Regions from separate parts of the Homo sapiens genome. Here region 1 is linked to region 2. The links are chromatin loops, found by intact Hi-C in ENCODE. Cell type or tissue: IMR-90. All regions are shown on one strand. Each heading gives the region's core, and the rest is flanking DNA. Links, peaks and the distances in the headings are about the cores only.

Region 1 (2,917 bases), core at 142-2,641, 50 kb after region 2:
GGTCTCGATCTCCTGACCTCATGATCCACCCGCCTTAGCCTCCCAAAGTGCTGGGATTACAGGCGTGAGCCTCCGCGACCGGAAGGATGGCTTGTTAAAACAGACTGCTAGACACCCTCCTCTTCCCCCGCGCCCCGCCCGCCCCCCACACGAACCACACCACTCCAGTTTCTGATTCTGAGATCTGAGTTCAAGCCCAAGAATTTGCATTTCTCCTAAGTTCCCAGGTGGTGCACAAGCTGCTGTAAGAGGACAAAACTTTGCGAAGACTGCCCAGGGACAAATAACTTGAAAATAAATTTACTGTTTCAAAGGTTACAAACCGTTTCTAACCTAAATTGAAGATATAGCAAATGCCCCAGTAATAAGACCAAATAATATTTGCAAGAGTCCAACGAAGGGAACACATTTCTTACTATTTTAGAGGGAAAAACAAATGTGGGCGCGCTTTCACTATCAGAGACATTGCCGGCCTCGGTCATGGAGGTCACTTTCCCTTTGTATCTGCGGGGCCGACTCACTTCCATTCCCAGAATTCCGAGACTTTCCCCCTAACTTTTGTCTAAAAAGGAATCTGATTCAAGTCTACCCCTTATTTTTCCACTCTGACAATACTGTAGTATCTGAAGCAAGAATCAACCTTATTAATTTAGCTAGATTTATCCTGACATTTACTTGTTTCCATCTTTTTGCGTTTTTCTGTGCTGGACTCTCCCTAAGATATTTGGAAACCTGTGTTCTGAGTTCTTCCTTTTCCCCGGGCTCGGGTGGCTGAAGGCCTTGGCTCTTGGGAATGGTCTCGCGTCCTTCACCAGAACTGACGGGAATTATATTTACCTGAAGAGTCAGAGACCTCTTCAGAGTCATCTTTTCCAGTTAGGACAGAAACAAGCTCCCTCCTCAGCTAGCACGCCCGCTCCAGTCCGGTTTTAGCCGTTCCTTCGGAAGAGTAAGTCAGTTGAATGTCATCGAAGAAGCTCCTGATTTAGATTTTAACTGTACGTAAACGCAGATGACCCCCCACTCTCGTGCCTTCATTTAATTCCCGTTGCTTCTCCCATGGGTATTCAGAGGCTTGAGGTTGCTTGGACTCTCAATTCAATACTCCCTTTCTGCGGGTTCGTGAGAATTAGGTGTGAACGTGGTGTCCGCGGATTTCAGCAGCTAGCGGGCAAGCTCCAGCGCCCAGAAACTTTGAGTCGCTTGTCTAGGAGTCCTGTGTTGAATTGCAACACTATGCACTATGTTCTGGTTATTGATGTGCTCTGAATGAGCTCTTTCGTTCGTGAGCAGAGGCCCTGACGAGACTGAAGACCAACTATTTCCGAGCGCTCCACTCAACCATTATAAGTTCACCCCAGCCGTCAGCGATGGCGTAGGTAGGTAGTCGTGGCCGAGTGGTTAAGGCGATGGACTTGAAATCCATTGGGGTTTCCCCGCGCAGGTTCGAATCCTGCCGACTACGGTTTTACCAGGTGCAGTTCCCGCCTTTCCTCAAAACTTACCCAAATTCTTGTACTCCATTTGCTGCTCTCCTACACAATCCTCCCACTGCATATTCAGATAATATCCTCTTTACTCAGTGAATGGAGACTACCTTATGTTGCCGTTACTTCAAAACTGGTATATATCCCTGTGATCACAGCCAGCAAGACTTCAGCCTCTCCTGCACCAAATAGCGCCTTGGTATACTCATAACTACTGTCAACTCAAAAGAAGTCAGGATTCACAAAAAGCTTTACCACTAACAGGTAATTTTCATTAAATACTTAGTACGTTCCAAGATATGAGTTAAGCACCAACAGCATATTTTTATCTGCATTTTACAGATGAAGAAACTACCCAATGCTGCACAATGAAATGATATTTTAACTGAGGACTTCCAGATGGGGTCGTGAATTCAAGTTTTGTAAATTCCACTGGGGGCACCCCCCAAATTATCAAGTTGTTAGCAGATTCAGGGTTAGATTTATTAGTACCCAAAACGGATAAATAGCAGGTCATATTTTTCAAGTACTTACTACACATCACCATCAAGGTCTTTACATGGCTTATAATTTGTAAATCCTCACAACATAGTCATTATACAGACTGGAAGGTCCACAGGCATATACATATGGCCAAGGTCTCACAGCGAGAGGGCAGTAAGTTGTAACTTGAATTCATCTCTTGATTTTGGCTCCAAGACCCCGGCACCCAACAGGCGTCTCAGTCTTCTACCTGTACTGGGAATTAACACCACCTACCTCCTATCATTCAGAGTTGGTTCACTATTCTGACTTCATCCTGTCTCTACTGGTAATGAGTCCACAAAGTGGTATGATTTAAGCCGCTGGGTTTAGCCTGGGGTGTAATATTGCTGCCCATGGGGTGTTTGACGCTTGAGTTATCTATCTATCTATCTATCCATCTATCTATCTATCTATCTATCGTAAATAAACTTTATTTATCTGTTTCTCAGAGATGACACTGCCAATAATCACAGATTTGCATACGATACTTTGATGCAGGGCGTACCGCTCATCAGTCTACGGGAGTTTGTCTGTTTTTGAGTAGGGTGTTTCTTAACAGTTTATAAAGAGCTTGCCAACATTAGACCATTTAAGCTACTGAACACTAAAGCCTGATAGCAAAAAATACTTTTTCAGCCAACAGCATTTGGATGCACAGTACGACTGGTTTGACAGAAAGGTAAAAGACTATCTTCGCCACAGAGATGGAGAGAAATTGTACTTATGCTGCATATATTAGAAGTAAGTGAGGTAAAAACAACAACGACAAAAAAAAAAAAAAGAAAAGAAAAACAACTCTACAAAGGAAAGAATTACAAAGTTGCCCAGATTTTGCATTCGTAGTAATTAAAATCTCTGCTCTCCTGCATAAAGACCCAAAGAGCAGATTCTGTTTATCAGCACTT
Region 2 (2,917 bases), core at 104-2,603:
TATGATATGACTATGGAAACACCTTCTATCACAACTTATATTTTCCTTTAAATTTGTATTTAGTCATTTCATAACTTGACACGATTTTTAAAGGAGGTTTATGTGACTGATACTCATTTTAACAAGAAAGTTTAAATAACAGACTCCTCAGTTAAATACGGAATCTGGTTCTCTTACTCCAAACTCAGCTTAATACTCCCCTCAGAGCAGACTCCCTTTCGTTAAACCATGGGATTTCTTATAGTTGGTTTTATTAATATTTCCATAGCAAAGCAATATTTCTTCACTCCCCCTTACCCTGCCTTCACTCTTCTCTTCACCCCTCTCCTCTCCTCCGTTCAGATGTCACAATAGACCCCTCTGTCATCGTTCTCTTCTCCTCCTCTGCCCACTCTCCCTTTTCTCCTCTTCCTCTACCTCTCTTTCTTCTTTAGAAAATTAGATTAAGATTCTCTAAGCAGGGTAGACAAAATCACTCTCAGGTCTTAGGAAAACACTGTTATTGAGATATTAAGGTCAAAATGTAAGAGGGAGAAAAAGAAAACTTGCTAAGTTGACTAAATTTAGAGCAACGCGGGAAGCCCTTGTGTCGGCCAAAACTCAAACCAGATTCTGAGCCTAAAAGACTTAATGTCACAACGAAGGGACACAGAGGAGACTTTTCCACATAATTTTTCGCTCCCTCCACCTAAGACACAAATCAGCGGAAGCGATTCCGTGCCTGGAATCCCCTACGAACACCGTCGTTCACCGAGGAGCTTTGGGCTCCTGGAAGTCCGAACACCCCGGATCAGAGGAGAGTTGGCCATGACTCCCCGTCGGTACCGGCTGGGTTTGGTGCCAGCTATGGCGAGTACAGAAGCCTGGCCGGTCCCGGGGCAGGCAGGCGCTCGCTGGATGTTATTCGACTGACTGGATATTTGCTGGAAACGTTAATGCTTGTGCGATGAGGACTCTCTCTAATTGCAGGGCGCTCAATTACCAAGGATAGCCTGACTTCCTTTCCTAGAATTCTCATTTCACCTTAGCATTTCCAAAAAAACTCACCAAAGACAGAAGTTTGCACACGTCACCTGACACGTCATTTCACCAATCTATCAAAGGGTGAAGTTCCACAGCTGTAGTCGTGGCCGAGTGGTTAAGGCGATGGACTAGAAATCCATTGGGGTCTCCCCGCGCAGGTTCGAATCCTGCCGACTACGGGGTGGTTTTTGCTCCCAGTGAGCTAACTTAACCCATCTGTTTGGCAGTGTGAAATTACCTAACAAGGAAATCCTTACCACCCATTTCTTACCACAAGGGTGCAAACTTCTTGACTTGACTTGTCCAGATGCCTCGCTCATTCAAACCTCTACTGCCACTGGGTTCCCAGCGTGCCAGTGATCCCAACATTACTTCTTATTTGCCTAAAAATAAGCAATATTCTCTATGAGCAAAACGCAGGTTTTGGCGATGCTGCCTCATTTCCTGTCTTCGAACCCCCTGCCTCGAATTTCCCTCACGGAATTGCGCCCGGGAAGAAAACGAATGTTTATATTCATAAGGTGTCTCTCATCTTTGTGTTCACAAATATGTCTCACTTGGAGAAGTAGGGCTGGGCGCGGTGGCTTACGCCTCTAATCCCAGCACTTTGGGATGTCGAGGTGGGCGGATCGCTTGAGGCCAGTTCAAGACCAGCCTGGCCAACATGGCGAAACCCGTCTCCACTAAAAATACAAAACTTAGCCAGGCGTGGTGGCGCGCGCCTGTAATCCCAGCTACTCGGGAGGCTGAGGCAGGAGAATCGCTTGAACCCGGGAGGTGGAGGTTACAGTGAGCCAAGATTGCACCACTGCACTCCAGCCTGGGCAACATAGCGAGACTCTGTCTCAAAAAAAAAAAAAAAAAAAAAAAAAAAAAAAAAAAAAAGGTAGGTCAGCCCCCTCAATCCCTCAATTTGAATTTGTCTGCTATTTCCTCCGAGTTATATTCAGATTATTTTGGCAGCAATACCACAGAAGTGAAGCAAGGTCCTTTACCATTCTTCAAATCCAGTGGCACATGATGTTAATTCGTACTGATACTCGTATGTTAACTGTGATGAATTAAGATGATGTCTATTAAGTTTCTCCACTGTCAACTTACCTTTTGTATTACTCATTACGTGATTTATGCAGCTTACTTATTTTGCATTATATTTGGTTATTTTGAAAAGTATAAGTTAAAGGAAGAAGAAATTGAAGAAGTGCGTTGAATTCTGAATGTTAAATCAGCTTTTCTGTGAAGCCACCGTTGAAGTCTGTAATCAAGGAATACCCTTCTTGCATATAAAATAAATCTGAAATGTTAATCAACATTTTAATTTAATTTTTAATTATTACCATTATGTTATTTAAATGTTAGTGTTTAAAATGTAAAATATTGATATTGATATTATTGTGCAGCAGAGTTATGCACAATTATTTCTTCAGTCACTCTACCTCACATTTGAAATAATACATAGATGCTCACTTTCAGCTATAATTGAACATCATTTGTCTGTTTCTTCTTTTCTTTACTGACCATATCCAAAATGTGTATATGCATAAGTGGAAATTAAAATTAAAATATTCCATTCCCAATAGCAGCAAAAAATTTAAAGTTTGACAATAAATCTAACGGCCAGGCATAGTGGCTCACATCTGTAATCCCAGCACTTTGGGAGGCCGAGGGGTCGGATCACGAGGTCAGGAGTTCAAGACCAGTCTGACCAACATGGTGAATGAAATCCCGTCTCTACTAAAAATACAAAAATTAACCGGGTGTGATGGCATGCACCTGTAGTCCCAGCTACTCGGGAGGCTGAGGCAGGAGAATCACTTCAACCCAGGAGGTGGAGGTTGCAGTGAGCGGAGATCATGCCATTGCACTCCAGCCTGGGCGACAGGGCGAGACTCTG

Evidence for each region. A loop is a pair of places that touch in the nucleus more often than their neighbours do. Peaks named below come from ENCODE experiments on the same cell type or tissue, not always from the same donor. Only the 100,000 strongest peaks of a DNase experiment are listed, where the experiment ranks them.
Region 1: it touches region 2 in a loop (5-fold over the local background); 6 of 110 quality-filtered maps call a loop at or near these places.

What each region holds. Positions count from the first base shown.
Region 1 is chr6:27,544,306-27,547,222 of GRCh38, forward strand. TRS-TGA2-1 (tRNA-Ser (anticodon TGA) 2-1) reads left to right here and starts at 1,384; the gene lies at 1,384-1,465. RefSeq lists enhancers at 1,092-1,231, 1,252-1,301 and a silencer at 1,402-1,531. In IMR-90, for the core only: no CTCF peak of the experiment used is centred there; a DNase peak (open chromatin) is centred at 1,436; H3K4me3 peaks cover 1,520 bases.
Region 2 is chr6:27,494,694-27,497,610 of GRCh38, forward strand. TRS-AGA2-3 (tRNA-Ser (anticodon AGA) 2-3) reads left to right here and starts at 1,121; the gene lies at 1,121-1,202. RefSeq lists a silencer at 1,092-1,291 and an enhancer at 1,537-2,037. In IMR-90, for the core only: a CTCF peak has its summit at 1,304; a DNase peak (open chromatin) is centred at 1,198; H3K4me3 peaks cover 1,433 bases; H3K27ac peaks cover 206 bases.